Linked DNA regions of Homo sapiens: region 1 is linked to region 2. Evidence: read pairs that join two places in POLR2A ChIA-PET (ENCODE). Cell type or tissue: PC-9. All regions are shown on one strand. Links, peaks and the distances in the headings refer to the core of each region. The heading gives the core; the rest is flanking DNA. Region 1 overlaps SYT14 (synaptotagmin 14). Region 2 holds the start of LOC124904503 (a long non-coding RNA gene).

Region 1 (16,181 bases), core at 3,621-11,620, 310 kb before region 2:
TGTGTATCCTAATTTGAAGAATTTACTTGATTTTATTTTATTTTTGAGATGGAGTCTCACACTGTCGGCCGGGCTGGAGTGCAATGGCGCAATCTCAACTAACTGCAACCTCCGCCTCCCAGGTTCAAATGATTCTCCTGCCTCAGCCTCCCGAGTAGCTAGGATTACAGGCACCTGCCACCACACCCGGCTGATTTTTTGTATCTTTAGTGGAGATGGAGTTTCACCATGTTGGCCAGGCTGGTCTCAAACTCCTGACCTCGTGATCTGCCTGCCTTGGCCACCCAAAGTGCTGGGATTACAGGCGTGAGCCACCGTGCCTGGCCTTGCAGAATTTAATGTAGATTATATTTTCAATGCATTTCTGATTAAATATCCTGAGACTACTACAGATGTTTTAAGATACTATAATTGGCAAACAGGTTGACTGTAGCTCAAGAATTGGGAATCCAAGTTATATGTTATGCAAAATATGAATAAAAAAGATGTCCACTTTTTTCAGGTTGATTTTTGGCAGGAATACTATGTCAGTGAGATGTCTTCAGTGTGTTACATCAGGGACCACATGATCTCAGATATTATTGGTGCTACTAACTTTGCTTGTTTAAGTGGTGTGGTGTCCACTAGATTGCTCCATTTTGGAAGACCTTTTTCCACTTTTTCGGGAGTAAATAATTTCTGGATTGATACTTTGAGACTGTGTGAATATCCTGTTCCCCAATACCTAGTGGTTTTAACATTCATTGATGATTCTTGACTAAATCAATTATTACCTTTTTCTTTAGTATTGATACTCATAGATTCTTTTTCTATTCAGTGTTATCCACTCCTGTCATTTTTTATTTGGATCCCCAAATTGTCTCAAATTGGGCTATCAATTGTTCACTCAAACCGACTCCCACATCTTTTTGATCTGTATGTGTCCCTGTATTAGTCCATTTTCACACCACTGATAAAGACATACCCAAGACTGGGCAATTTACAAAAGAAAGGTTTATTGGACTTACAGTTCCACATCACTGGGGAGGCCTCATAATCATGGCAGAAGGTGAAAGGCACATCTTACATGGTGGCAGACAAGACAAGAGAGCTGCTGCGGGAAAGTCCCCCTTTTAAAACCATCAGATCTCATGAGTGAGACTCAGTCACTATCACAAGAACAGCGCAGGAAAGATGCACCCCCATAATTCAGTCACCTCCCATCGAGTGCCTCCCATGTCACATGGAACTTGTGAGAGTTAAAATTCAAGATGAGATTTGGGTTGGGACATAGCCAAACCACGTCATTTCGCCCCTGGCCCCTCCCAAATCTCATACCCTCACATTTGAAAACCAATCATGCTTTCCCAACGGTCCCCCAGAGTCTTGTCTTATTTCAGCATTAACTCGGAAGTCCACAGTCCAGCATCTCATCTGACACAAGTCAAGTCCCCTCTGCCTATGACGCAGTAAAATCAAAAGCAAGTTAGTTACTTCCTAGATACAATGGGGGTACAGGCATTAGGTAAATACAGCTTTTCCAAATGGGAGAAATTCACCAAAACAAAGGGGCTACAGGCCCCATGCAAGTTTATAATCCAGCAGGGCAGTCAAATCTTAAAGCTCCGAAATTATCTCCTTTGACTCCATGTCTCGCATCTGGGTCATGCTGATGCAAGGGGTGGGTTCCTGTGGTTTTGGGCATCTCCGCCCCTGTGGCTCTGCAGGGTACAGCCTCCTTCCTGGCTGCTTTCACAGGATGGTGTTGAGTGTCTGCGGCTTTTCCAGGCACACTGTGCAAGCCATTGGTGGATCTCCCATTCTGGGGTCTGGAGGACAGTGGCCCTTTTCTCACAGCTCCACTAGGCAGTGCCCCAGTAGGGACTCTGTGTGGGTGCTTCGACCCCACATTTTCCTTCTGCCCTGCCCTAGCAGAGGATCTCCATGAGAGCCCCACCTCTGCAGCAAACTTCTGCCTGAACATCCAGGTATTTCCATACATCTTCTGAAATCTAGGCGGAGGTTCTCAAACACCAATTCTTTTTTTTTTTTTAATCTTTTATGTGGATTTTGATTTTTTTTCTTTTTTTTTTTAAATTATACTTTAAGTCCTGGGATACATGTGCAGGACATGCAGGTTTGTTACATAGGTATACATGTGCCATGATGGTTTGCTGTGTCCATCAACTTGTCATCTACGTTAGGTATTTCTCCTAATGCTATCCCTCCCCTTACACCCCACCCTGCTGACAGGCCCCAGTGTGTGATGTTCCCCTCCCTGTGCCCATATGTTCTCATTGTTCAACTCCCACTTATGAGTGAGAACATGTGGTGTTTGGTTTTCTGTTCCTGCCCAAACACCAGTTCTTGACTTCCGTGTACTCACAGGCTCAACACCACGTGGAAGCTGCCAGGGGTTGTGGCTTGCACCCTCTGAAGCCACGGCCCGAGCTCTGTGGTGGCCCCTTTCAGCCACGGATGGAGCAGCTGTGATGCAGGGTATTGAGTCCCTAGGCTGCAGACAGCACAGAGACCCTGGGCCTGGCCCACAAAACCACTTTTTCTTCCTTGGCCTTCTGGACTGTGATGGTAGGGGCTGCGGTGAAGACCTCTGACATGCCCTGGAGACATTTTCCCCATTGTCTTGAGTTTTAACGTTTGGTTCCTCATTACTCATGCAAATTTCTACAGCTGGTTTGAATTTCACCTCAGAAAATGGGATTTTCTTTTCTGTCACATTGTCAGGCTGCAAATTTTCCAAACTTTTATGCTCTGTTTCCCTTTTAAAACTGCCTTTAACAGCACAAAGTCACGTCTTGAATGCTTTTCTGCTTAGAAATTTCTTCCGCCAGATACCCTAAATCATCTCTCTCAAGTTCAAATTTCCACAAATCTCTGGGGCAGGGGCAAGATGCCGCCAGTCTCTTTGCTAAAACATAACAAGAGTCACCTTTGCTCTGGTTCTCAACAAGTTCCTCATCACTGGAGACCACCTCAGCCTGGATCTTATTGTCCATATCACTATCAGCATTTTGGGCAAAGCCATTCAACAAGTCTATAGGAAGTTCCAAACTTTCCCACATTTTTCTGTCGTCTTCTGAGCCCTCCAAACTATTCCAACCTTTGCCTGTTACCCAGTTCTAAAGTTGCTTCCACATTTTTGGTTATCTTTTCAGCAGGACCCCACTCTAACTGGTAGCAATTTACTGCATTAGTCCGTTTTTACACCACTGATAAAGACATACCTGAGACTGGACAGTTTACAAAAGAAAGAGGTTTATTGGACGTACAGTATCACATCGTTTGGGAGGCCTCACAATCATGGCAGAAGGTGAAAGGCACGTCTCACATGGTGGCAGACAAGAGAAGAGAGCTTGTACAGGGAAACTCCCCTTCTAAAACCACCAGATCTTGTGAGACTCACTCACTATCATGAGAACAGTGCAGGAAAGACCCACTCCCATATAATTCAATCCCTTTCCATTGAGTTCCTCCCATGACACACAGGAATTGTGGGAGTTACCATTCAAGATGAGATTTGGATGGAGACACAGCCAAACCATATCAGTCCCAATCAGGTCTTGAGTCCTTTCTTCCTTTTAATCCTTTTGTGAGGAAGGACATTTAGAAATGAAGATCTAGGTGTGCTTGTTACTGCTGGGTATCATTTCATCTAGGCTCTTTTAGTGAACAGTTTATTTTGATACCACGCATTCAATCCAGTACCAGAGTTCTTCCTCTTATTTCTCTTTTCTGTATTTGTATCTCTCTTCACCCATAGAACTGTGGTTCCTAGCAAAATTCATGTATGTATTAATTTGCTCAGTCCTACGATACATATAAAATAGTTTAGGTATTGCTACTTAAATGCCAGTACCAATAATAAATCTATTACATAAAATTCAAGAATTTTGGTTGCGTAATGTTTGTCCTCAGAATATATCCAATAAGGTTGTACAGTATACTGTGTTCAAAAGTTATTTGCATTAATTCTTTTTTGTGGTTATCTGTTTGCTATGAATATAGTTCACTTCACACTTTTTATTTCATTCGATGTTGAGTTTTTCAATTTGTTTTTGAATATGTAAAACATTAGTCTAAATTAAAAGCTAAATAAAAACATATACTCAGATAAATCCCATTTCTTTTTTATTTCTTCTGCTTCATTCCCACTCACCTGTGTAGATAACCACTTTTTTTAGTTTCTGGCTTATCATTCCTGTGTTTTGTTTTGAAAAAATAATTATGTGTGTCTTGTTATTTTCCCTTCACATAGAATACTACATATGTGTGTATGTGTGTATATGTATTTTTTCTTTTGCATTTTTCTTTTGTTACTTATTTTGGAAACCACTCCATATGAATTCACAGAAATCTCCTTCCTTCTTTTTTACATCTGCAGGTTATACTTCTGAATAAGCTCCTAACTTATATTCAGCCAGTATCCCACGTTCATGAGAAATACCTACCTTTCAGACCACTTTTTATAGGATATTAATATCAGATTCTTTGAAAGCATAATTAGCCTCATATCTGTGTTACTTTCTCTCCTTTACATTTAATATGATTGAGACTGCTAACAAAATCTTAATTGTTTTTAGAAGATTGTTGGATTTCTTGTCTGCTACTTATGTTAACTTTTGGACCCTTTTTTGCATATGTATAGTCAAATTTCTTGATTTGTATCCTGAACTGAAGTCAATCAGGAACACACTGTTGTCGAATTGTTAACAATAACTTGTTAAATTCTTTTTGAGCTCTTGGTTAAGTTACTCTTTAAGAGCAATTTATTTGGATTCTAATTATAGAATTTTCAGTATATTCTGGCTGTTTGAGTTTTTTCCCCCATGACAAAGTGTTTGGAGCAAATTTTAGGGTTTTTTTTTTCTGATACAGAGTCTTGCTCTGTCGCCCAGGCTGGAGTGCAGTGGCGCGATCTCGGCTCACTGCAAGCTCCGCCTCCCGGGTTCACGCCATTCTCTTGCCTCAGCCTCTGGAGTAGCTGGAACTACAGGTCCCCGCCACTCTCCAGACCTGGCGCAGTGGTTCACGCCTGTAATCCCAGCACCCTGGGAGGCCGAGGCGGGCGGATCATCTGAGGTCAGGAGTTTGAGACAAGCCTGGCCAGCGTGGTGAAACCCCGTCTCTACTAAAAATAGAAAAATTAGCTGGGTATGGTGGCGGGCGCCAATAATCCCAGCTACTCAGGAGGCTGACGCAGGAGAATCACGTGAACCCAGAGCCGGAGATTGCAGTGAACTGAGATCACGCCACTGCACTCCAGCCTGGGCAGCAAGAGCGAAACTACATCTCACCAAAAAAAAAAAAAAAAAAAGCTCTCCAAGCACAGAAACAACGGCATTCTAAAGCAATTTATTAAATATTAAAGAGTTGACAGGCAGAAAACATTATAAATGCTTAGGAGTCCATTTAATAAGTTGCTAACAGGAAATTATTGAGGTGTTTAAATTTTTTAAATAAAAAATAGTTCCATATACCCATTATAAGCTTATTTTCCTTTTATTAAAATTTAATTCACCTTTAATGTTACCTTTAAATTTTAGATGTGATATTAAATGCCAAGATCATTCTGCCATATTCTCTACATTTTCTTATGACTACTACTAGTATTACAATTTTATACAATATCCTACATGACTACAAATTTTCTTTCCTTTATTTGTACATAAGGACAAAGCCCAGATCAAAGAAGGGCAAATTACACCAGAACATGGAAATAATTGTATCCATACAATATCAATATAGATCAACATTTTAATTTAACTTTTTATGTTCATGCATAGAAGGTAGAATTATATTGTAGTAGAATCTCCTTTGGTTTTTTATTACAGTGAATCACTAATTTATGCCACTGTAATTTTATTTTTGAATGCCTGCTATGCTATGCACAGAGATAGAAAAAGAGCTGTTTAAGAGAAGATTAACGTCTTTCTGCCAAGTTGAGAAGCAACAGGTGGTTTGTGTGCTGAAGTAATAGTAGTGGTAAAATATAAGACTGAAAAGTTAAATTGGTATAGATCATTTAGGGTCTTAACTGATGGGCCAAGCAATTAGGACTGCTTTTTAGGCAGTGAAGGCCATTAGAAGATTTTAAACTAAAAGCTTTACATGACCTGACTTTTGCTTTAGGAAGATAACCCTATTAAGTCTATGAAGAATGGATTGGAGCTGGTGGAAATGAGAGGCAGGAAGATGAGTTAACTGTTGAGGCAGGAAAATTGTTTGGTTTAGTTGAACAGTAATAGGTAGCTTGTCAAATAGGTAAATGTAACAATTCCTAGCATTCATTAGGTAATTTTGTGGATTGTGTCTATAGTTTGAGTGCTTACATGTTCAACTTCTGGTACCAATCTCATTGAAATCTAGAGCCGTTAACTGTTATCCTAACTCTGGTCTTATCATCACAGCACCTTTAATTTTCTATTAATTTATGTATGTAAGTATATTACAAACTCAACAGTCTTTTTTGTTTGTTTTTTTACTTTCTCATTTTGGTATAAAGCCTATCTTCCAGTAGCTTCCAGAGAAATAGTGTATAGCAAGTGAGCTTTTTGAGATGCTGCACATTTGAAAATCTCTTTATTCTAACTTGTAATTGATTAATGGTTTGGCCAGGTATAGAATGTCAGTTTGGAAATCATTTTCCTATAGAATTTTGAAGTCATTGCTCTATTGTCTTCTCACTAATAGTGTTGCTATTTTGGTTCTCATTTATTTTTAGATATTTTATTTTCTCTGCAAGTTTTAATTATTATTCTTCCTGTGTTGGGAAATTTTGTAACATTGTACCTGGGGTACAACTTTCATTGTTGATGCCAGGTATTTGGTGGACACTTTCAGTTTGAATATTCATCTCTTAAGATGTAAAAAAAAATTGAATCATTTATTTCATAGTTCCTTCCATTTTCTCCTTTGTTTCTGGCAAGATTATTCATTTGATATTGAAAAGCCTAGTTTCCTCCCATACTGTAACTTTCTGCTATCACATTTTAAAATATCGAGTTGCTTCTCAGTCTCTGATGGTTTCTTACTTTAAGTAATTGTTCCTATTTTATGATTGTAATATCTTTTCATCACTAAGGATATTCTTTTCTTCCATCTTAAGCCTTTTTCTTGTTCTTATATTACATTTTCTTTTTTTTAAGTCTCTTGTCTTTTATATTGGAGGTTTTCTCACATATGTAGAGATTGTCATATGTAACAGTGATACGTAGAAAAGTAGATTAGAAACTGTGTGCCTGGACTGAGTTTGTTATCAGTGACTTCACTGCTAGTTGATTGGGAAGGAATATGACCATTTCATTTCAGACTCCCACATGTCAGTGTTTATAACTGTTGTCTCTTAGGCCCCTTAATTTTTCGGAATAATCCTCCATTATCCTCATTATCCTGCTTTTGTTGAGAAGTGTGATATACTGCTTGGCTGCAGCACTCTTGGAACTGAGTAATAAAAGGTAGCTGAGCATTTAACTGTTCATCAGATTTTCACTTAATTCTCTGTTTTCAGAGGGGGAGTGCTTATCCCTGTTTCCTCTTATGCCTGATGTTCCTTAATTGGATTCTTGGGTGCCTATTATAGAGGACACAGTTTGGGGTGGGAGTGTTGATATTGCTTACTGGGCAAGCTTTCATCTGCCTACTCTTGTTTTAGCATACTTCTTACCCACTACCTTCTAAGGTACTAATGCCTTCAATTCCTGAGCCTTTCTGGACCTCTGTTGAGTGAAAGGGCTTGTTTCTCATCATATTCTGATTTTCACATGAGTCAAGAGATGAATAAGCTGTGGAAAAACTTAATTCTGATCCTGTCTTCAGTGATTATTATCTATGTGATATAATAAACTTTTCAGAGTCTTTTCTTAAATGTAAATTGTCTAAAAATACTTGCCCTAAAGAGTTAGTGTGAGGACTAGAAATACTGCATGTCTTGGGATATGATAGTTCTGAATAAATGGTAGCTATTAACATATTTGTATTTATGAAAAGTCTTTATGTATAAAATTAAATAGGTATGCCCATTGATAATTTGTTGAAAAAAGTAAAAGTTAATGAACTTCAAACTATCTAAAAAATGGGAACAGCTAGCTTTTAATTGATGTTTTATTGATTGAGAGGGCAAAATATGTTTTTTTTCCTATTAGAATGTCTTAAAAATAGAATTGTTGGCCAGACACGGTGGCTCATGCCTATATTCCCAACACTTTGGGAGGCTAAGTCAGGAAGATTCCTTGAAGCCAGGAGTTCGAGACCAGCCTGGTCAACATAATGAAACCGCATCTCTACAAAAAAAAAAATACAAAGAATTAGCTGGGTATGGTGGCGTGCTTGGGAGGCTAAGGCAGGAGGATCACTTAAGCCCAGGAGCTCAAGACTACAGTGAGCTATGATTGTTCCACTGAACTCGAAATTAAAAAAAAAAAAAGGATTGTCTCCCATATAAAAAGTTAATTTGTTATAGTTATTGGTTATATATCAACTAAAATTTAAGTCAAAGTGAGTTCTCAGTTACCATCTCCAGTTCACCTTTAACCATTTAGAAATCTCTTCTAAGTAGGTGTTTTACTTCTCACAGAACATTTAGAAACATCATGTAAATAAGATTTTTGATGCTATTTTTAAAAAATGCTATTTTGCCTAAGACTAATCCTCATTTCAGATTTAAAACTCTGTAATTATACAGTTAGAGGCAAACTTTATTTTATATTCACTTTAAAAATTGATATAAATTAGCACCCAATGTGAAACTTACCTTTATAAGTTTATGTTCTTTAAAGTACATTTGATGACATCGTATTATAAAAGCTGTACTCAACTAAATATTTCCAACATTTATCCTTATGGAGCTGTTGTCTCTCAAGAGCTTTCAGTGAAACTGTGGGTGAAGGAATCTATAGGGCATGCAACTAGATGAGAATTGAACCAACTAAAAGGTAATTGAGACCTCACCCCCCACCAAAAAAATATTCCACAAGTTTTAAACATGTTTTTCATTAAGGGGTTCTGTGGATCCTTGGTAGGGGTTTGTTCTAGGAGTAAGATAAAATGAGGGTCAGGGAATCAGAATGAGGAGGCAGAGCTCGAGCTCCTTATTTCTTCTTTTATTAGTTTAAATAGATTAGATTTTATTTGAACAAAAGGTTCTATAACTAAAAAGTTTTTTTGGGGCCGGGCACAGTGGCTCATGCCTGTAATCCCAGCACTTTGGGAGGCCAAGGCAGGCAGATCATGAGGTCAGGAGATAGAAACCATCCTGGCTAACATGATGAAACCCCGTCTCTACTAAAAATACAAAAAAAAAAAAAAAAATTAGCCGGGTGTGGTGGCATGTGCCTGTAGTCCCAGCTACTCAGGAGGCTGAGGCAGGAGAATCACGCCACTGCACTCCAGCCTGGGCAACAGAGCGAAACTCCGTATCAAACAACAACAACAACAAAAGTTTTTTTGAAAGCTTCCAGTTGTTACTATTATTATTTATTTATTTATTTATTTTTGAGACTCAGTCTTGCTCTGTCACCCAGGCTGGAGTGTAGTAGCTGCAGTCTCGTCTCACTGCAACCTCCACCTCCCAGGCTCAAGCAATTCTCCTGCCTCAGCCTCCTGAGTAGCTGGGATTACAGGCGCACACCACCACACTGTGCTAATTTTTGTTCTTTTAGTAGAGATGGGGTTTTGCCATGTTGGCCAGGTTGGTCTGGAACTCCTGACCTCAAGTGATCTGCCTTCCTCGGCCTCCCAAAGTGCAGGGATTACAGGCATGAGCCACCACGCCCGACCCCAGTTGATATTGATAATTGAAATCCCAAGATTGGAGACAAACCCAAACATGAGGTAGTATAAATATCTAAATTAACCTTTCCTTGTTCTCCCATTGTTTAAAACCTTCTCTAGTTGGCCAGTTCTTTGCAGAGGTAATTTGGTCATCATGCATCATGGCTGACTTTGTACCTTTGTTAATATTGTACCCCAGTTTGAAACATTGAACCCTCTTTCAACCTATTTAGCACTGCATTTCAAGGCCAAAGTTAAGGCCAACTCCTGCCATGAAGTTTTCTTGCCAACACTCTCACAGATTAATCTTTCTATTTTCAGAATTTCTATAGACCTCGGTTGCTTTGGATATTCTTTTGTTATGTACAGTAACTTGTTTCACTTCACTTTGGTATGAGTTCCCCGTATCTCACATAGTGCTTGCTGGATGCAAATTTAATAAATCAATAATTTTTTTATTTAATTGGAACAAAGTTATGAACTTGATTTTTCTAATTAAAACCTCTCTTGCCCTTATTACCATTAGCCTTTGATTTTGTTAATGATTTATATATTTGGACTTCTTGAGTTTCTTGAGTTTGATTCTTTAACATTCCTTATGATCTCTTTCATTTTGCATTCATCTTGATATGGCCACAAAATGGAGTAATAAATCATTCATGTTTGACAGCTAGCTATACTCCTACTTCCCCATAGCCTGACAACAGAATACTCCTTCCATATGCAGATTTCTTGTGACTATTTGGGGGTAAGGAGGACCATCTCTCAGAATATACAGAACACATAAACTTTCTCTCCCTGTGTGTTCTTACATAGGCATTTGATTAGGTTGTACATTTAGGTCTATACCTACCACAGATTATAGTGATGTATAAGAAAGATTGTTTGTCCCTATATTAATTGTGTTTGTATCAGGATGTTTAATGGGACTTTTCTTGAGGGTTTTGTTATTCTGGAATCGGTGACTAGGGACCGAAAGCTGGAATAAAGAGGTAATAGTAATTCATCTCTCTATCTAAAATCTTGAGCTAACAGCCATTGACATTCTGGGTCAGAGACTTCCCTACGTATTTATTATGAGGTAGTCCAAACTGGTTTTATTGCTCCCAAATATCAGTCTAACTGCTGTGCTCCCACTCCCACACCATATCAAATAAGCAGGAGATGAGGTAGGGGGAGAAAGAGAGTTGGAGTTTTGAAGTTGGGAGGTACTGTGGTTACAGCTCTTCTGCCTCATCGTCTTTTTCAGTGGGCACTTGAGATTTGTGAAGAACACGGAGATATTTTTGAGGCTCCCTTTGAAGGAGCATGGAAAATAGAGGAGGCAAGAGTTATAGGGCTAATCAGGCAACCAGCAAACCAGGGAATTTGTTACCTAATTAGGGGATTAGGAGTATGGACTGCTGACCACAGGGGAAGACTTGGCTGCCCTCCTCTTGGTAGTTCCTCCGTGACTGCAGAGGCTGAGATGAAGCTGAATATCACCCAAATGAATTATCTGCGTAATTTATGAAGAAACCACCATATCAGCAAAAGCTACCACAGCCAACCAGTGCTAGAGTGAGGTTTAGGGTACCTTTCTACTACCTGCATGCAAACAGTAAGGCAGTCTCAGCAATTTCTGCTATTCCTGTTCCTTACCCCAACACATCAGAGTAATTAGAGGTGGAAGAGAGGGGAAAATGTTCCCGAATGAAGTCATTCAAGGTGCTGGATGGAGTAAAGAGGATTAAAAGTGCAGACCTCACTTTGTCTCCCACTCAAAAGTTCCATGAACAGAAGCTTAGCTGGCATCAGAGGGAGGGAGTAACAAAAGCAAATACATATATAGTGCTTGCGATGTAACAGGCACTGTTTTAAGCCCTTTACTTATATTAGTTCATTTAATGTTTTGACAGCACTGTGAACTATGAACTATTATTAATTCTGTTTTACAAGTTAGAAACTTAGATATAGAGAGGAAATTAAGTTAGACCTGGGAATGGAGTTTTAAATTCTACTAGCTTTAAATTCTACTAGATTCTTTACTAACAGAAAGTGACTGGTAATGAATGAACTCTGCCTTAGGATCAAATTAAGGGCAGGATGAGAGAAATTCACTATCATACAATTAAAACATAAGGATTAGAATAAAAATTTCCCATGCAAAAAATTCCTGGGAATTTCCCATGCTAAAGTCCCATACTAATTTGGGAATTAATTTGATGGCTAAGAGTTGACAAATTCTCTTACTCAACCTGAGTAAGATAAATTATATATATACCTGTATATGCATGATGACAAGAAAGAATATATATATATATATATATATATAGAGAGAGAGAGAGAGAGAGAGAGAGAGAGAGAGAGACATGAATAGGATTACATTAACATTATTTCCAAAATAATGGCAACTGAAATAATTACTGTCAGAGTTGTGGGCCCTAGGATGTAAAGAGGCTGTTCTTTCAGTTCATGCACTGCATGTTTTCTTCCCAGGGTGTGAATGCATTGCCAGAATTGGCAGGATAAAATAATTTATTAGCCACCACATTGCACTAGGGGTCCATACTCTTCTCTGACCTCAGGCCCGATAGCCTGATATGGCTTTCTGTGAAAGATATCTCCTTTTCTTATTGTGAGTGTTAAGAGTCTCATTGCACTTTTCAGAAATTTGGATTGTTACATTCACTTCACCCTCTAATTTGCAAGACATGTTTATATATAGTCTTAGTTTAAGATGCTTTCTCTGAAGGCATCTCACCCTCCCATATAAATCAGTGGATGCAAGTTTATCTACAGTGGGTGGAGAATGAGGAAATGGGGTGGGAACTGGGAAGTGGGAAATTGAAGGATATGGGTGCCATCTAATTCCATTGTATGAGAGGTATCTGCATCTCAGCTCTAGTCTAGCATTGGTCCTTGCTACATCTGTTTCAGCATTGGAATTATATGCAACTTCATTTGTTTTTTCTTAAGCATAACTTAGACGTAGTTAGAGCCAATGGGTATGGTTGTATAGGTCTGTACTCAGGAGACTTGTAAATAGCAGACATGGTTTCTAATCTTACCCTTTGTATAAACTATTACCTTAGGCATGTCACAGGCTCACGTTTCCTTTTGCACAAATGTTAAGGTTAGGCAATGCGATCTAAGGTAAGGTCCATTCCACTTCTCACATTTTGAGTTCCTATGTTCCTAAGTAGAGCTACTAAAATTGCATTTTATTGCCTTTATAATTGCCAGCATAATATGTAAAGTTAACTTCAAAAAATAAACTGGTATGCGGTTTATATTCTGTAATCTTTCTTTTAGTTCTTTTATATAGCTACTTTTCTAAAATTTATCATTTGTCTCTATGTCAGGATTAACGTGAGAATTCTGTGTGCTTTGAACTTTGGTGCTGTATTACAAATATTCCAAAGTAGGTTTGTAAAGGAAGAAAACTCTGAGCCAATTACTTATTTACCTTTAGAGAGGTTTAAAATATTCATTGGTTGTACTTGTGGGCAAAAAATATGGAAATTTAAAGGGAAACAGCCCTCTAATAGAAAGGAAAAAATATATATATTCAATCCATGGGCCATGCTGCTATTATTGCTGAGTGAGATCACATGTCCTTTTTTAGGGCAATTTTCCATTTGCTGTTGCTGTTATGATGTTAAATTTCTATGCATCATTTTCTCCAGCTTTAATTGGCAGTTGAATTGCTATAAAACATGTTTTTCTGCTATTTTCTTACAGAATACTTGGTGAATAGATTTGATCAACAGCGTTATCTATAAACTCCTAATTAAATTCAGGGCTTAATCAATTAAGACATCTTTGATTTATCTACTCTGTCATCGTTATTTAAGTTTTTTATCTTTGCAAGAAAACTGAAAAGATATGTTTTGTTTACCTGAACTAGATTCTCTGTCTTCACTGAAAGGACTTCCATGCCTTTATTGTATTTCCCAAAGGCCTGCCATTTAATCTTTTTTTTCATTATCTCAGATACCATTGAATCCTTTTTCTCTATCCCATTAATTTCATCCTTCATATTACTACACCTTGACATTAATGGCCTGTCATTGTAGAGGATATTATGTTTGGTATGTCAGTAATACTGAATAGGACTAATACGAAATTTTCATAATTGAGTTGGGTTGCATGAGCAATGATGTTCGTATCTGGAGGGTTTCTTTAAATGTTGAGTCAAATTTGAAGCTTCTGGGAAGAAAAATTATCAAAATATATGCGTTTATTCTTGCCTATGCGAATTTTAAATCAGAGGCTAATCAACTGTGTGTTACATTTCAAGTTATTGGTAAACATTTATGTTCTTAGTAGCCTCAAAAATAGATGTTTATAGACTAAGGTTCAGTTATCTTTTTTTCCTTATTCTTTTAAAAGCAAATATCCACAGTAAAGGTGACATAAACTAGAGTCTGGTATAATGGATATTCAATGCTGTATCTTGACATGCTTAACTAAGAAAACTCAATTTAAGTTTGATAGACTTGAGCTTTTACAGATGAGGGTCACTTCTAGACATGTAACTAGTTATGGAAATTTAGTAGTGGGGTTTATACTTAAGGAATTTAAATGAAACTAACTTTACTGATACAAAAATAGTAATCTGAATTTAAGTATTAAAAGTATTCTCAATTCACAATATAACTTAGAACTTTGATTTTGTAATTTTATGTACATGTTGTTTGTTGGCTAAACTTCATATAATCTATTGTTATATTGTGAGCTTTGCTATTTGAATCTTATTCAGCTTTGTCTCTTTCAGTATTTAGAGTTAATTTTCTAAGACTACTGTAGTTGCCTTATTTTTTCAATTATCTCTTTTTTTCAATAGTGTAAAGATCTATTATACAGTGGCTTTGCATTTTTGGCATTCCATTGCAGAAAGTATCAATTTGTCACATAAAAAGAAAAATTAGATATACTTTATTCATGTTAAAGTAACACCCTAGCTTTTTTAAAGGCAGCTTTGACTTAGACTTCCAAGCCTGAGGATATTGATTTGAATTATGCATGACTGTCTGGTGTGCAGTTGCATTAGCCTGCTGGATGGATAATGTAAACATGTTCTGAATTTTAAGTACACGACAGTATATGAGTGGCAGGTTAAAAATAGAACTAATAACCAAGTGCATATTTGGAAATTTGATTCTTACAGTGTAAAACTATCCAGGGATGATCTCTGCAAATGGTTGACTGCAAATATAATAACTTGTTTTGTATTCTACAAATATAAAAGATAGTGTCTGATAAGTATACTGGGTCAATGATTTTTTTTCTAATTTGTCAAACTTTTGACACTAGAAAACAAAAGCACAATAATGTGCAAATGAATAAGGATTACCTTTCACAGATTATTAGTTGATTGCTCAGCCATGCTGTTTCTAACATATTTTTCAATAAATAGGCAGGAAGATTTGATGCTTGTTATACCACTTTGCCATCAACACGTCCATTTTGAATTCTAGAATTGCAGTGGGTACAACTAAACGTTGTAGTTTACAAATGAAATTTGACATTCTATTCTCATGAATTCCTGTACCTTTCACTCCCATTTCAAATTGGTAGAAAACAGTTCATTCTAACTACAATCTGTATCTTTGACACTTATATTTTAATTTACATTTCCAACTATACATTTTTCCTAACGTTTTAATTGTTCTTTAATTGTGAAAATAATTTCTAGTTTTAAAGTTTAATATTAAATGTTTTAGTTTTTTATAGTTTATGTGCTTGTATTATATATGCTGTGTGTATGCATGTATATTTATTTGTGCATGTTGGTAAATTTGACCGTTTTTCTTTTGCGTTGATGGTATTTTTCTTCTTGATTCATAATTCATGAATATTAAGAATATTAGCCTTTGTTGCATGTAATATTTTTTCTAGTTTTTTTTTTTTTAACATTGATGGTGATTTTGTTGACCCAAAATTTTTATATTATCTCAGATTTTTTGTTTTTTTCATTTATAGCTTCTGGATTATATGTCACGTTCAGAAAGACCTTTCCTGTTTTGAGATTTGGAAAATTTTGTTCATGTTTTCTTCTAGTATTTTTATGGGTTCATCTTTTTTACCTGTAAATCTTTGAGCTAGCTTTGATTTTTGTTGCAAGAACTGAAGTGGAGATCTAGCATTCTTCTTTTCCAAATTGCTGCCATTTATCACTATGTTATTGCTGGAAAATCTAATTTATTAATCACTGATTTGAAATACTGCTTTTATCCTATATTAAATTCCTTTTTGGACTTGTATCTATTTCTGAACTTTATTGTGTTCCAATTAATTTCTCTATGACAGTGTCTAATGCTGTAACATCATATTCCTTGTCAAATCTTTTATGGTTATTCTTATTCAATAATTTTTTCAGCTGAACTTTTAGAATAATTCTGGTGCAATTTTGAATGAGATCACATTGA
Region 2 (15,316 bases), core at 1-8,000:
ATAAATCTCAGTTTTCAAACCTGATTTCAATATTTCACATCACATTTGTATTTGGAGTCGATCCAGGTATCAGATTCAGCAGCAATCTGGAATGAAGCACCCTTTTTGCCGTAAAGGTGTGAGTGTGCTGTGTTGGGGAAGGCGTTCCCAGGGTCTCTATGTTCTTGTCCCCTGTACTCTTCTGAAGATACCAGAAATGTGACTAACCTTATCAGTTAGGACAGTTTTCACTTTTGTAAAGCTCAGAAACTTCCTACTTGACCTAGCCAGATCCATCAGAATCACATGCGGCCCCTGGACGCTCCTATACCAACTGCCGGCAGCTGCAGGAACATCTTCCTTCTGGCCTCTGAGTGTCCCTGGCTGTCCATGCTGCTGCAGAGCATGCTGGGAATTCACATCCCTCGTCCCTCTGGTAGGGCGGTGCCAGGTGGCTGGCTCGCTTGTCTTCAGCAGCAGCTCATTTTGTCTACTTTGGTAGCAGGCAGAGTGGCCACTGTTCTTTCACATACCCATGTCTTTCTAGATGTGACCAGTAGCACTTCTGTGCTAGAGTATATATTCTGGGTAGGTACCAGACCCTTCTCTTCCAGTTGAGAGATGCCTGACTACTTTTTTCTCCCACCAGAACCCCTGTCCCTTTTAGGCTGGGGTTCTTCTCATTCTTCTCCATTCAGTTTCTCAGGACCCCATTTCAGCTATGACTTGGACTGTAGGGGGTCCAGGGCCCAGGTCATGGTGGGGGCTTCGGGTCAAGGCTAATTATTGGCTGTATATTTGTTTTCTAAGTATTTTTATATGTTTTTAAAATGTTATCAGAGCAGTTTGTTTTGTTTTGTTTTCTATTTTTACTTTATGTAATATACCAAATAGATTACAGATTCAATCAGCCTTTTGTGGGCTGGCTTGGGACATAAAAGACACCTTGCATTCCAGGTTCTGAACACTCTGCTTGCAAATGAACTTTTGCAAGACAGTTCATTTCCAAGTTGGGTACTGCCTGTACTAATATTTTTCTATTGAAAGTTGCAGATCTTGCTTGAATTGTAACAAATGTAGCTCAATTTCCATTTTGATTTGCTAGGGTAGCCTGTTCCTTTCTCCCAGCTCTGTACAGAGCCATATGTAAGATACAAGGCCCATGTTTTTCTGTAACTGAGAAGAGCATCCTGCCCTGCATGGGGTGCCATTCTTGGCTTTTGTCGCTCTACCCACCAGATGCTTCCATGAAAACTTAGATGTAAATTGAATTTTCATCCATGGCATCCATTTCTAGATGTTTCTTATTTAAATAAGCCCTTTTTAGGATTGTTAATAAGAATGTAATGTGGGTAGTATTGTGCCCACTTCAGAGATGAGGAAATCTGGGAAGCTTTGTCACAAAGTGGAATTTGAGATGAAATAGGAGGTAGCCTTTCTGAGTGTCTCAGATCTACTCTTTACGAATGTAACACTAGCGGATGTCTTACAGCAGAAAAAAAGATGATTTTTTTTTCCTTTTAGAGTTAAAATTCAAGCATTTTAGATAATATTGGAAATATAGAATTATTTGCCAAGGCAAAAATAAGCAGACACATTTGAAAGACTTTTAGCTGCAGAGGAACAATGGTGAGGCAGCGTGAGAAAGTGAACACAGGGTCAGGCCCCAACAAGTTTTGGAGCTGCCACAGATTTCATGATCAAGGGCAGGCTCAGCCCAGCCATGCGTTGCTACTTCCAGACAAAGCGGCCTTGTCTTCACTGACTTCCCAGCTCTTGTCACTTCACTGGGTCAAGCCCAGCTGCTTGACTCCCTGCAGAGGCTCCAGAGTCCTGCAGAGATGACCCCTTCTCAGTGCTCTCCACAACAGCTCTCATAACAGGTCTGGGGTCGGGAGTGTTGTTGCTCAGGCCAATTCTGCCTTCACAGAAAAGTCCACGTGGCACAGACACACACACTCTGGGAGCTCCAAGGATTCCGTCTTTTGCCATCCTGACAAATCTGTCCATCCCTCTGTCTGACTATCCATTCATCTACCAGTGCTCTGAGCACCTCTCATCTTCTCATCTCTCTACTTCTCATCACCTTGCATGTGGGGTGGGTGGTTTGGAGCCCTAGAATTTACGGAGGAAATGGGTCCTGGTGAATATCCGGCAGAGGAAGGACATTGATATGGGTCCTTAGGATCAAGATACTCCTTGCTGAATATTTCTTTTCTCAGAGGCTGTAGGAAGTGGCAAGCACATGCTATTTTGGTCCAAATTCTAATCAAAAGAAGATATTAGATGTGACTAGAAATCATGACCTTTAGAAGAAAGCTTAGTTTTCTGACCAGCCCATCCCTTGAATGTTAGTCTGCAGCTGGGTTGGTAAACCTCAGTACTGCTGACAGTTTTTTTTTTTTTTTTTTTTTTTTTGAGACGGAGTCTCCCTCTGTTGCCCAGGCTGGAGTGCAGTGGTGTGATCTTGGCTCACTGCAACCTCTGCCTCCTGGGTTCCAGTGATTCTCCCACATCAGCTTCCTGAGTAGCTAGGATTACAGGCACCTGCAACCACATCCAGCTAATTTTTTTTATTTTTAGTAGAGATGGGGTTTCGCCATATTAGCCATGCTGGTCTCAAACTCCCAACCTCAGGTGATCCACCTGCATTGGCCTCCCAAAATACTGGGATTACAGGTGTGGGCCACCATGCCTGGCTGACATTTTATTTTGTTGAGATAGGGTCTCGCTCTGTAACCCAGGCTGGAGTGCAGTGGCACAATCTTGGCTCACTGCAACCTCCATCTCTCAGGTTCAAACAATTCTCTTGCCTCAGTCTCTTGAGTAGCTGGGATTATAGGCACACACCACCACGCCTGGCCAATTTTTGTATTTTTAATAGAGATGGGGTTTCACCACGTTGGCTAGGCTGGTCTCAAACTCCTGACCTCAAGTGATCCACCTGCCTCAGCCTCTCAAAGTGCTGGCATTAGAATCATGAGCCACCATGCCTGGCCACATTTTATTAAAAAAAATTTTTTTTTTTGAAGAGATGTGATCCTGCTCTGTCACCCAGGCTGGAGTACAGTGGTTGTAATCATAGCTCACTGGAGACTTGAACTCCTAGGCTCAAACGATCCTTCTGCCTCAGCCTCTTGAGTAGCTGGGACTACAGACATGCACCACCATACCTGGCTGATTTTTAATATTTTGTAGAGATGGGGTCTCACTATATTACCCAGGCTGGTCTTGAACTCCTAGCCTCAGCCTTCCAAAGCACTGGGGTTACAGGTGTGAGCTATGCTGCCTGGCCACTACTGACATTCTAGATTAGATGGCTGTTGTGGTGAGCTGCTCTGGACGTTGTACAATGCTTATCAGAGTCCCTGGACTCTACCTAGTAGATGCTAGCAGCATTTCCTGCCCTAAGCCTTAACAATTTTAAAAAGTGGGCTGGGTGTGGTGGCTCACTCCTGTAATCCCAGCACTTGGGAAGGCTAAGACCAGCGATCATTGAGGTCAGGAGTAGCCTGGCCAACATGATGAAACTCCATGTCTACTAAAAATACAAAAATTACAGCCAGGTGTGTGCCTGTAATCCCAGCTACTCCAGGGACTGAGACACAAGAATTGCTTGAACCCGGGAGGTGGAGGTTGTAGTGAGCAGAGATCGTGCCACTGCACTCTGCACTCCAGCCTGGGTGTCAGAGTGAGACCTTGTCTCTAAAAATAAAATCAAAAACAAGAAACAATTTAAAAAGTCTCCATGCATTGCCAAATGCCCCCAGGAGGCAAAAATCATCCCCTTTTAAGAGCAGCTGGTCTATAGCAATATTTAAGGGCTCTTAAATGACCACTCCCTTGGTCATGCCGATTTGCCATTCTTACCTTTACTCATCCTGTTCCTCTTCTGGATTGGGGCTCACGCCTTCCCTGTCCGGCCCTTACTCAGACTTCAGATCATAGCTGGCTCCCTGTCACGAAGCATTGCCTGAAGCTCAAGCTGAGCTTGGTGCTCATAGTTCCTGACACTTCCCTGCCTCTCTCTTTACTTCCTTCCACAAATACAGCTTTCAATGAGAGTGTCTCTGTGCTCAAGTCCATATGGAGCGCTGGGGACAGTGGTGAGCCAGACAGACAACATTCCTATGCTAGTTTCTCCTACTAGGGACAGGCTGACCGCAAACAAATGAACAATGGCCACAGATTGAGCTAAATGACATGAAGGCAGTAAACAGGGTGATAGGATAGCACTCTTTTGGGTGAAATCGTGTACCCTATTATGACAAATTTATTTGTAGAATTTTATTTGATGTTGTCCTTTCTGACTTAGATTGTGGGTCCCACAAAAGCAGGGCTGGGATTTAATCATTTCTGTATCTTCAATGCCTGGAGCAGAGTCAGTGAGTATTTTATTGAATTTAACTGCAGGAAAGAGTGAAGGGCCAGGTTGCAGCATGGAGGTGAGAAATACATTGGTCCTACGTGCCTCTAGATAGCCATGTAGGTAAGTGGGCTAAGTGGGACAGTGTGTAGAGTCAGAGTAGGGAGACACCATTCTGGGCACAAAAAATCACAAACTGCTTCTGGGAGAAGGGGGCTGACCTTCACCTGAGCTCCAGAGAATGAGTAGGATTTGGCAAGATCATCAGTAGAGGAGATGCTGTTCCAGTGGTGTTGCTATGGTTAGAAAAGGGAAGAATGTATTAGGGAAATGGTGAGTCAAAGTGAAGCTTCACTTAGGGCAGTGAAAGGGAGCTGGACCTGACTGTAGTCCTCCAGTTTTTGATGATGTTCAGGTTTGGAGGATTACAGCCCCAATCAAGAATGCTTTTGATCTTTGTCATTTCTTTGAGGGTAATGCTGATTGCACTTGCCAAGACAACAGAAGTGGTGTGGGTGCTTGCGTAGGTGCGGCTGTCAAGGGCTGTTCAGACTCCATATGCTTTGGTTTTTGCATCCTTTTTTTGTAATGTTTGCTCTTCCAGGCTGTCAGGGTAAAAGCCCCTCCCCCACCCCCCACCCCCTGCAGGCTCCAGTGTGCTGTGCTAGAATGGGGTGAACCCAGCCTTGCTGGGTTCTGGGGTGATCTGTCGTTGTATTTGCCAGTCCCTTTTTCTTTCTTCTTGCTGGTCTTCTCTCTAGTGATGCCAGGGAGATAGGGGAAATATTTCAGTGCCCACATTGCGTGCTCGATGAAGTAAACATGTTTCTAGACAGTAGCATCTGAACCAAACTGATACAAATGAAGTTCTATGTCAGGTATATTGTCATTCATTTTTTTCCTTTTATTTAGGATTCAAGATCATAGATTCTTGGCATAATGGAAAGAGCACAGGTTTGGAGTTGGATGGGCTTAAGTTCAAATTTGGCTTTGCTACATCTGAGAAAATAATTTGCCTCCTTTTTAAAAAAATGTATGTATTTTTTTGAGACAGGCTGAAGTACAGTGGCATGATCTTGGCTCACCATAACCTCTGCCTCCCAGGTTCAAGTGATTCTCTTGCCTCAGCCTCCTGAGTAGCTGGGGTTGCAGGCGTGTGCCACCACACTCAGCTAGATTTTGTATTTTTAGTAGAGATGCGTTTCGCCATGTCGGCCAGGCTGGTCTTGAACTCCTGGCCTCAAGTGATCCACCTATCTCAGCCTTCCAAAGTGCTGGGATTACAGGCATGAGCCACTGTGCCTGGCCTCATTTACCTCCTTTTAGCCTCAGTTTTATTACCTGCAACATGGGAATACAAGGTTATGGAGAAAGAGGTGATGGACAGAAAACACCCAGCATGCTTGTACTTAGTACAGAATAGATACACAATACCTGTTACTGTGGTTATTGTTACTTTTTTCTTCCATGGATGAATAATTCCTTCCTTTAGCATTAAGAATTACTGATTCTTGGTCGGGCACAGTGGCTCACGCCTGTAATCCCAGCACTTTGGGAGGCCGAGGTGGGCGGATCACCTGAGGTCAGGAGTCCACGACCAGTCTGGCCAACATGGTGAAACTCCGTCTCTACTAAAAATACAAAAATTAGCTGGATGTGGTGGCGGGTGCCTATAATCCCAACTACTTGGGAGGCTGAGGCAGGAGAATCGCTTGAACCCGGGAGGCGGAGGTTGCAGTGAGCCAAGCCTGCGCCATTGCACTCCAGCCTGGGCAACAAGAGTGAAACTCTGTCTCAAAAAAAAGAAAGAAAAAAAAAAAGAATTGCTGATTCTCCCTCTGTAGCAAGGAGGTAACGTTCTACAGAGAGACATTTACATGTAGAGGGGGACTGCTGTTGAAAGGAGCTCTCAAAATCCTAATGCATTATGAAGAGTGTTACAAGTAATCAATTCTGTTCTTTCCTGAGGACACATTTTCCCATGACAGGTTTCTGAAATTGGGGCAGACCTCTAAATAAGCTGTTCTTTCAGAAGTAAAATCAGAGAGGACTTTCCATTGCCTGTGAGGAGGCTTAGGAAGAAGAGACAGAGGCAGACGGGAGCTTGAATACGAATGACTATGAACATAGATAAAGAGGTACTTCTATAAAGACACAGTTCTTAGCTACTCATGCTTTGCCCATGAAGATTTTTAAGATTTGGCTTATTTATAAATGCCTCTGCATTTTAATACTTCAGGAAAACAACATTCCATTTTGACTCATTTAACACATGAGTTAAATGCACACCTGCTGTGTAAGCAGCTTCCAGGCCACGTGCCAGGGATGCTGTGACATTCCAGGCTCAGTCTCTGTCCTAAGTGGGCTCTGAAGTTTGGGGGAAGGTGATGATGTGACAGTGAGCTGGTGGTGCAACAGCCACTGGGGCTTGTAGAGACAGAGGGTGCAGAGAACCCCAGCGGCAGGGACTGAAGGGAGGTGATGGCTGGGAGACGGGAAAGGTAGGTGAAGGGTATAGCATGCCTGACGACCTGGATTTGAGTGAAATAAATTTGGCTTGGCTAGAAGGTTGAGTTGTGAGGAGGGCAAATGACTCAAGACAGGGAGGGGATAGATCGTAAAGGCCATGAAGTGCCATATGCGGAGTCTGGACTTTATCCAGAAGGCAGTGGTCAGTCATTGAAGGGTTTCAGGTGCCATTTGTTCTGTGGACTCTTTCTGGAGCCCTCTGACTGATTTTCCTGCCTTGCCCTGTCTCTCTCTTCTTTCTCTTCTCTCTCTGCATACACATATACACACACACACTCTTGATCTGTTAGTTTTGCAGAGCTAAACCCTTGATTCTACCTTCACCTTATTTTCTCCTAGCTTCTTCAATGACTTTTTTTTTTTTTTTTTTTTTTTTTTCCTGAATGCAGAGTCTCACTGTGTCACCCAGGCTGGAGTGCAGTGCATGATCTTGGCTCACTGCAACCTCTGCCTCCTGGGTTCAAGCGATTCTCCTGCCTCAGCCTCCCAAGTACCTGGGATTACAGGTGCCCATCACCATGCCTGGCTAATTTTTGTATTTTTAGTAGAGATGGAGTTTCACTATGTTGGCCAGGCTGGTCTTGAACTCCTGACCTCATGATCCACCCATCTTGGCCTCTCAAATTGCTGGGATTACAGGTGTGAGCCACTGCATCTGGCCTTTAAGGACCTTTTTAATGAAACAAATAATATTTCCCATGAACTACTAGATAGAAGAGAGAGAGAACAGAGCAGGGTACCTGGTGGCTAAAAATTAATAAGCAAATTTGATGTTTATCCATTCACATTGCAGATGCTATTTTTTTTTTTTTTTTTTTTTGGAGACGGAGTCTCACTCTGTCACCCAGGCTGGAGTGCAGTGACATGATCTTGGCTCACTGCAACCTCCGCCTCCCGGGTTCAAGCGATTCTCTTGCCTCAGCCTCCCGAGTAGCTGGGACTACAGGCATGTGCCACCATGCCCAGCTAAGTTTTTGTATTTGTAGTAGAGACGGGGTTTCACCGCATTAGTTAGGATGGTCTTGATCTCCTGACCTCGTGATCCACCAGCCTTGGCCTCCCAAAGTGCTGGGATTACAGGCATGAACCACCACACCTGGCTGCAGATCCTATTTTTACGTTAGGCAGAGAGCTACAATTCCTATTCCTGTTCTCACCAGGAAATCACTAACATCTTACATTTTTCCTACCTGTCCGCAAATTTACATGTCAGGAAGAAAATCTAGCATGGATGAGACTAGACAAAAGGTCATGTACTGATGGGTAAAGAGCCGGCATTCTTTGTGTTCACAAGAAGGAAGCAAACCTGACCTTCCATCACCAATCATGGGTTTCTTTTTTTTCTTATTTATTTTTTTGAGACAGAGTCTCACTCTATTGCCTGTGTTAGAGTGCAGTGGCACAACCATGGTTCACTGTAACCTCTGCCTCCCAAGTTCAAGCGATTCTCGTGCCTCAGCCTCCCAAGCAGGGCCTACAGGCATGTGCCATCATACTTGGCTAACTTTTTGTATTTTTAGTAGAGACAGGTTTTCAACATGCTGGCTAGGCTGGCCTCAAACTCCTGTCCTCAAGTGATCCACCTGCCTTGGCCTCCCAAAGTGCTGGGATTACAGGTGTGAGCCACCCTGCCTGGCCTAATCCATGGGTTTCTTGCCCCTGACATTTTGGAGACTCTTCAACCCACATTCTTTGGAGGGGCTGGCATGGAACACAGGAATCTGTCTCTGCTAAGCAAGCCTCTCTGGGAAGGGGAAAAACTGTATAAAATCCAGTTTTCTGGTAAGACAGGCTGAACATTCACGCACACAGCCAAATCACTTATTAATCTGCTCCCATCAGATGGAGGGAAGCAGAGAGATGACAGACATGCTGGAATAATCTTTGAGGGGCTGCGGCTTAATGAAAATGAGTTAAGGCCTAACCTCTGTAAACTCACCAGAGTTTACACACATGAAACAAAGCAAACGTTGCCAAGAGATCAATGTTCCTTTATAAGAAGTCCCCAACCCCAGTGGGCATATTCACCTCAATTCAGCAAACATTATCAAGAGTCTACTAATGTTTGAGGGAGTTCGATGCAAAGATGAAGACATTCCCACTGTTGAGAATGGTGAGAAATTTCTCAGTCACAAACCAGTCAGCTTACAAGTCAGTGCTTACTGCCTGCTTTCTGATCTGGGTTGTGATAATGCTGTGGGTTAAGGAATTAAGAGGCATTATTTCTCTACTCAACAAGTTTATACTCTATTTGAGAATTCCAGGAGGACACCCCTAGCTTTAATATGGCTGATGTGTGAAGTATTTAACAAGGGCCAGAGCTGTACACAGCCAGGACAATTGGCCCTGCTCGTGGGTCCTGCCTGAAAGCTGGCCCTGGCATGCCATTTAACAAAGTGTTTTCCATATGTATGATTGTCCCTAGTCGGTGTAGCCAAAAATTGCTGGGAGAGTTTCTAGCCTTGGAATGATCAGAGAAGACTCTCTGGAATAGGTGGATTGGAGCTGAGTCTTGAATAGAAGTACTATGTTTTGAACTGACCCAAGCCTATTTTGTTGTTTAACAAAAATAAAGTTCTTTGGTTTTACTCTTGGTAACTTCTGTCACTTGGAGATGGACAGGAGTTAAATGTCTTCTCTCCCACAACCTTGCCACCAAGTGGTATGTTAAACAGTGAAGGTGTCTAACTGAATTCTCCTACAAGTACAAACATTCATTAGGTAGGGAAGTACAAAACCATCATTGAACTTGTTCCTGAAAGCTTGTGAAGCCTCTATTGTCTGTCTTTAGGTACTCCAACAAGCATCTTGCACGGAAGTTCCTTCTGAGGCTGGTGCAATTCTATTCTGCTGGCTGAAGCAGTTACCCTTCTAGTCTGATTAGAGGATAGAGCCTTATTAAAGCAAAGGACACAGACCAAGAGAGTGTTAGACTTTCAGTGCTTTGGGTGCTGGGCTCAAGGGAGGTGTTTTTTTTTTTTTTTGTGATCCTTCTGGCTCAGCCTCCCAAAGTGTTGGGATTACAGGCGTGAGCCACTGTACCTGGCCTCAAGGGATTCTTACATACATGCTTCATTATTACAAGGGTATCAGAGCCTGAGAAAAATTTTAATCCATCACATATTGAGCACCATGCTTTTCATTACTAAAATATTTATTTCTAACATTCCTTATGCTAGTAAACTTTCAGGTGCAGCTTTAGGTACCATGTTGGAATTATTTGAATTGTAGTCATGTCTGGGAGTAGATTTCTGATTAGAATCCTTCAAATGCTAACTCACTCTTTGTGGACTCCTCATTTGGATACTTTCAATGTTAAGAACTGTCCTTAGAGGTGGATTAAAGTTAATTTACACACAAACATGGAAGTGCTGTAACATGATTCAGACTTATATAAGTGCCATAACAAGACTCAGAGAGAAAGGGGGACGGGATTATTCCAGCCTAGGGCAGGTTGAATAGTGGCGGGATCTGAAATTTGGGGGGAGGTATGGGGAAGTGGGAAGGAGGGAAAACATTTCCTTCTCTCAGTACATTTCCTAAAAGTGGTGCCTGTCAGCATTCTTAAAAAGGTTATTACCTTTTAAAATCATGACATGACAGTTGATAAGCCTTTGTTAAAAAGAAATTAAGCAGCAGCAGCAAGGTAAGAGCGAGATCACAGGGGCACGTGGGAGAAGATGTAAAGTGGGGTGTCTTTGTGTGGGGAACTGACTGATGCTACTTTCAGGGATGACAATAGCTGCCGAAAAGTTCGAGATGGATGAAGGTTTGTTATTCCATCATGATTTTGCTCCCAGGTTTAATGAAAGCAAAGCTCAGGTCAAATTCTATCTGGCATGTGTACGTTTATTAAACACTTACTAGGCAAGCAGTGGAAACCAGTTTACACCAAGCTGATCAGTGGAATTGATGGAGTCCTTTAAGGAGCTTGCATCACCACCTTGCATTGAATTTGTTACTAGGTAGATAGATAATAGAATGTTATCTAGAGAAGGATGGATTTGGGGCTTTTTTGCAGACAGGCAACCAGAAATTCTCCCAACTATGTGGCTGAGTTTAGGATCTTAAAGGCCATCACTTAAGGGGGAGTCTCCAAATTGTCTAAGCCAGTCTGTGTCTCCAATGTTAATGTTGCTAATTAGCAAGTCAGATGTCACCAGGGAAAGTTACACAGACTTTTATCATGCAAGTATTCAGACCTTTGACATGGAAAACAAGAGTTAACTGTCTTTGCAAGTTCTGTTACACAATGTTTAAACAAACAGTGACAATGAATCACTTAAGCCTAAAGTTGCACCATAATGTTTTCCTCTTTAAGTCTTTTTTTATAAAACATGATCTGCCTCCCCAGGGCAAGGCTTACAAAAAATTAGCTTATAACTGATTTGTTTCTCTCCACGGAAATCTTTAGTAAAAGGCGAAAGATTTATTCGATCTGAAGAGAAACCAGTGTAATGCTACAAATTAGTTCAACTCATTGTTGCAGTAACCGCAACTCCTAGTACGCCGATGGTGCCTACAGTTCGCACAAAAAGAATTACTGCCTACAGTTTGCACAAAAAGAATTCTTTAATCTTCCCATAGTTAGAAATGTTGAGTCAAAAGAAATATTCTTTTAAGCTTTAAATAATTTACTATGTGCAGGGTACTATGGGTATGCAAATGAGATGTTGAGTCATCACCTTGAGATTCCACACCTTGTTATTCACCGGGTGCCTTTGGTGCTACCACTAGGGGGCGAAGTAGAGGCCATGCTAGCTGAGTTCTAAATCCCATCCTGGGTTAACCATGGAAACTCGTTTTAGCCCTTTTTGTATAATGGGACTTGGAGTACGATTTGTTATCTTTAGCATCATCTTATTTTGAAACAATTACACATTTACAGGAAGTTGCAGCAGTAGTACAGAGAGGCCTTGTGTACCTCTACCGAGCTTCCCCAGTGGGGAATCTTTTTTTTTTTTTTTTTAATCCCTTACTTTTAATTTTAGATTCCAGGGGTACATGTGCAAGTTTATTACCTGGGTATATTGTGTGACGCTGAGGTTGAGGGTATGAATGATCTTGTCACCCAGGTACTGAGCACAGTACCCAGTAGTTAGTTTTTCAGGCCTTACCAGTCCTCCCTGCCACCCCCCAGCAGTTCCTGGTGTCTGTTGTTGCTAACAGGAGAACCTGATGGTTAGCTCCCCAGTGGGGAATCTTCCATAGTGAACTCAAACCCAGGAACTTGACATTAGTACAACCCACAGACTTTAATCAGATTTCACCTGTTTTGCAAGCACTTACTTGTGTATATGTATATAGTTATATGTGGTTTTATCACATGTGTAGATTCATGTAAACACCAACATGACAAAGATACAGAACCTTGAAGAGCTACTCTGTGCTGCCTCTTTGATGGCCATACTCACCCTCCTCCTCTTCATCTCTAATCCCTGAAAAACCACAATGCTTTTAAATATATATGTATGTGTGTATGTGTATATACACACACACATTTAGGATTCTTATATCTTATTGGTGAGAAGATATTTTTATCATTCTGCAATGACCCTTTTTGACCCTGGTGATTTTCTTTCTCTGAAGTCTACTTTATCTGCCATTGGTAGAGCCACTCCCACTTTCTTTTGATTCATGTATGTATGCCATATCCTTTTTCATCTTTTAACTTTCCACCTCCCCATTTCATTATATTTAAAGTGAATTCCTGTGGACAGTCCAGAGTTGGGTCTTTTTTCTAGCAATCCATTCTGCCAAGCTCTGTCTTTTAATTGCTGTATTTAATTTGATTGGGGTTTATTCAGCTTCTTGAATTTGTAGGTTTATGCTTTTTGCCAAATTTGGAGATCTTTTTTTTTTGCCATTATTTCTTTGAACGTATTTTTAACCTCATATTTTTTCTTCTTTCCTTCTGGAAAATTTAATGACACCAATGTCAGATCTTTTGTTCTTATATCAAGGGTCTCTGAGGCTGTATTTTTTCAGTCAGTTTTCTCTCTCTTGTTCAGATTGGGTGATTTTTATTGACCTATCCTTAGGTTCAATAATTAAAAAAAAAAAAAAATCTCACTCTGTCATCCAGGCTGGAGTGCAGTGGCACAATCTTGGCTCACTGCAATCTCTGCCTCCCGGGTTCAAATGATTCTTCTAACCCTCCCAAGAAGCTGGGATTACAGGCATGTGCCACCATGCACAGCTAATTTTTTTTTTTTTTTTTTTTTTGTATTTTTACTAGATAGGGGGTTTTGCCATATCGGCCAGGCTGGTCTGGAACTCCTGGCCTCAAGTGATCCACCTGCCTCGGCCTCCCAAAGTTCTGGGATTACAGGCATGAGCCACCACGCCTGGCTCAATAATTCTTTCTTATGTAATCTACTTTTGCTATTAAGCCCATCTAGTAAGTTATATATTAAGTATAATGCATTAATGTAAATGTTAATATTTATATCAACATTTACTTAATACTTAATTTTGTTTTGCTTATTGTCGTTCCTTAGGCCCTGAGCTCTCTAGCCAGTCTGCTCTTTTCACCATTCACAATCCCCTTACATTCGTTTTATATGTTACATCCAAGGGTTTTAGCTGTCGTTAGTGGAGGGATAGGGATAAATGTGTGTACTATATCTTGTCTGAAAGCAGACGTCTCTGTGTTGTAGCTTGTGTTTTAAAGTAAGTCTTAGGCATCATAAATGAGTTATTTTATTAATACGCAAATAGATTTCTGAAGAAAGATGGTGGAAGTAATGGACTGTGGGGGAAGGATGGGGCAGTGTGCCCTGAGGATGTGGTGAGCCTTGGTCTCGTTCTTCTCTGTCTCTATTCCCAGTCTCCCAGGCCCCTGGGCTGCCTGTGACGGCTGGTGGGTTCAGGGGTGCGCTGGGTGGGGAGGTGTCTCTTGGACAGCTTGGGCAGCTAATGGGCAAAGGGGACAGATGTAAAGATGTATGGGAGAACTCCAGCATAGTTCTGCTCACCTGTTTCCCTGGTCTTTCAGGCAGTGTGTAAAGTAGAAAGGTGGTAGCTGGGATTATGGAGGGTTCCCTTCTTCTTCCCCTAGATAGATGGCAAAAATGTTAGTTCTCCCTTTTTCTCTCTGAGATCACACTTTCTTTAATTGGCCTTCTGCCCTGGGGGCCTCCAACATTTTGGGACTCCATGTGGAGTTCCAGTTTGCTATGTCTGCCCACTGCAGAGATGTTCTGTACAAATCAGCTTTCTTGCATATGTGAAGACTTCCTAAGTATAAAGTAAGTTCTTTGAGTGTGAGGATCATTTTAGGGGCTGTGGCCCCCAACAGGCTGGGGATCTTTTTTCCTTCCACGTTATTGTGACTCACTTTGTCTTTTTGATATTCTGGGAAAGTGACACTAATGGTATGTGTGATTTATTAGCATAGTTTGAAGCTGAGGAATCATGATTCTGTGTAATTTGTTCTCTAGTCATCTCATTCTATTACATTTTTTTCATCATCTCCAATTTGTTTATCACCTTTTTTCATTGTTTATAGCTCTTTTTTCCATATGCTGTGTAGAAAATAGTGTTTTTCCAATTTGAGAGATGTGGGGAAAATAATACAGTTTTGTGCCTTCAACTTCACCCTGAAACTTAATATTTCTTTTTAAGCATTTGATTCCTTCTTTGCTGGCTTTAGGAGGAAAGGAAAGGTGGGAATATGGCATAGACAGAGCAGGGAGACAGAATCTATTCAAGTTAAACCGAATAGACTCTGCAGTCTTGCTCTCCTGCATAATCCAAAGTGACTTCTGAGAAACAGGTCAGTAGGTAGAGTTGTGACCAGAGGATGTTACTGAGTTTAGGTTGGCAGTTGGGCTGAAGATACGCAAAATAACTTACCCATGTTAATTAGGTCCTCTTGATGTAATTAAACCCTCTTAAGAGGCTTTCTCTTTTCTTCTCCCACAAAACACCTCCCCTTTACCATTTTACACTGGACCAATTTGCCTGGCTTCTGTGGCGAGGGGCAATGAAGAGGCTGGGAATGGTACACAGTAGAACAGGGCAGCCTGTGCCTGTCCTGTTGGCAGCATCCCTGCCCTTGCAAGCAACTTCACCTATGCAGGAGGGTGAAGATGTTTCAGTAGGGACTTTGTTATTTACAGAAAAAAAGGTTTTATTAGTGGAAGCATTTTATCTTTAAGAAAGTATTGATTGAGAGAGAGTGTTGTCTCTGGAAATTGTAAGCAGTAAAATGATTTAGTTCAAATTCTTTTAGAAATAGAAAAGCAGCTGTTGAAGGAAAAAGAAAACTCTTCCAATAATTGCTCAATGAATCATTAGCCTGAGTTCATTCGGAGAGCAGTGCCTCTTTTGTGCAGAATTCTTACAAAATTAGTCTCCTTTTGTGTTTCTTGTCTGGAGATTTACGGGCCATTAAGGTCAGTTTGCTGCCTTTGAATGTGCAGGGAAACATTTATGATT

What was found. Peaks named below come from ENCODE experiments on the same cell type or tissue, not always from the same donor. Only the 100,000 strongest peaks of a DNase experiment are listed, where the experiment ranks them.
Region 1: POLR2A ChIA-PET joins it to region 2 with 9 read pairs; 3 of 35 experiments call an interaction of 5 or more read pairs at or near these places.

The regions. Positions count from the first base shown.
Region 1 is chr1:210,047,371-210,063,551 of GRCh38, forward strand. All of the region lies in intron 4 of SYT14 (synaptotagmin 14), which reads left to right. Among named protein-coding and RNA genes, the nearest start is that of SYT14, 120 kb to the left of the region's middle. RefSeq lists an enhancer at 9,643-9,812. In PC-9, for the core only: no CTCF peak of the experiment used is centred there; no DNase peak of the experiment used is centred there.
Region 2 is chr1:210,362,938-210,378,253 of GRCh38, forward strand. The region is part of intron 3 of HHAT (hedgehog acyltransferase); the gene reads left to right. LOC124904503 (a long non-coding RNA gene) reads right to left here and starts at 4,009. Exons shown (of 2, transcript XR_007066866.1): 1 at 3,850-4,009; 2 at 1-2,244. It also overlaps the pseudogene RNU5A-8P. RefSeq lists enhancers at 10,111-11,023, 11,024-11,935 and a silencer at 11,611-11,700. In PC-9, for the core only: no CTCF peak of the experiment used is centred there; a DNase peak (open chromatin) is centred at 4,074; H3K27ac peaks cover 910 bases.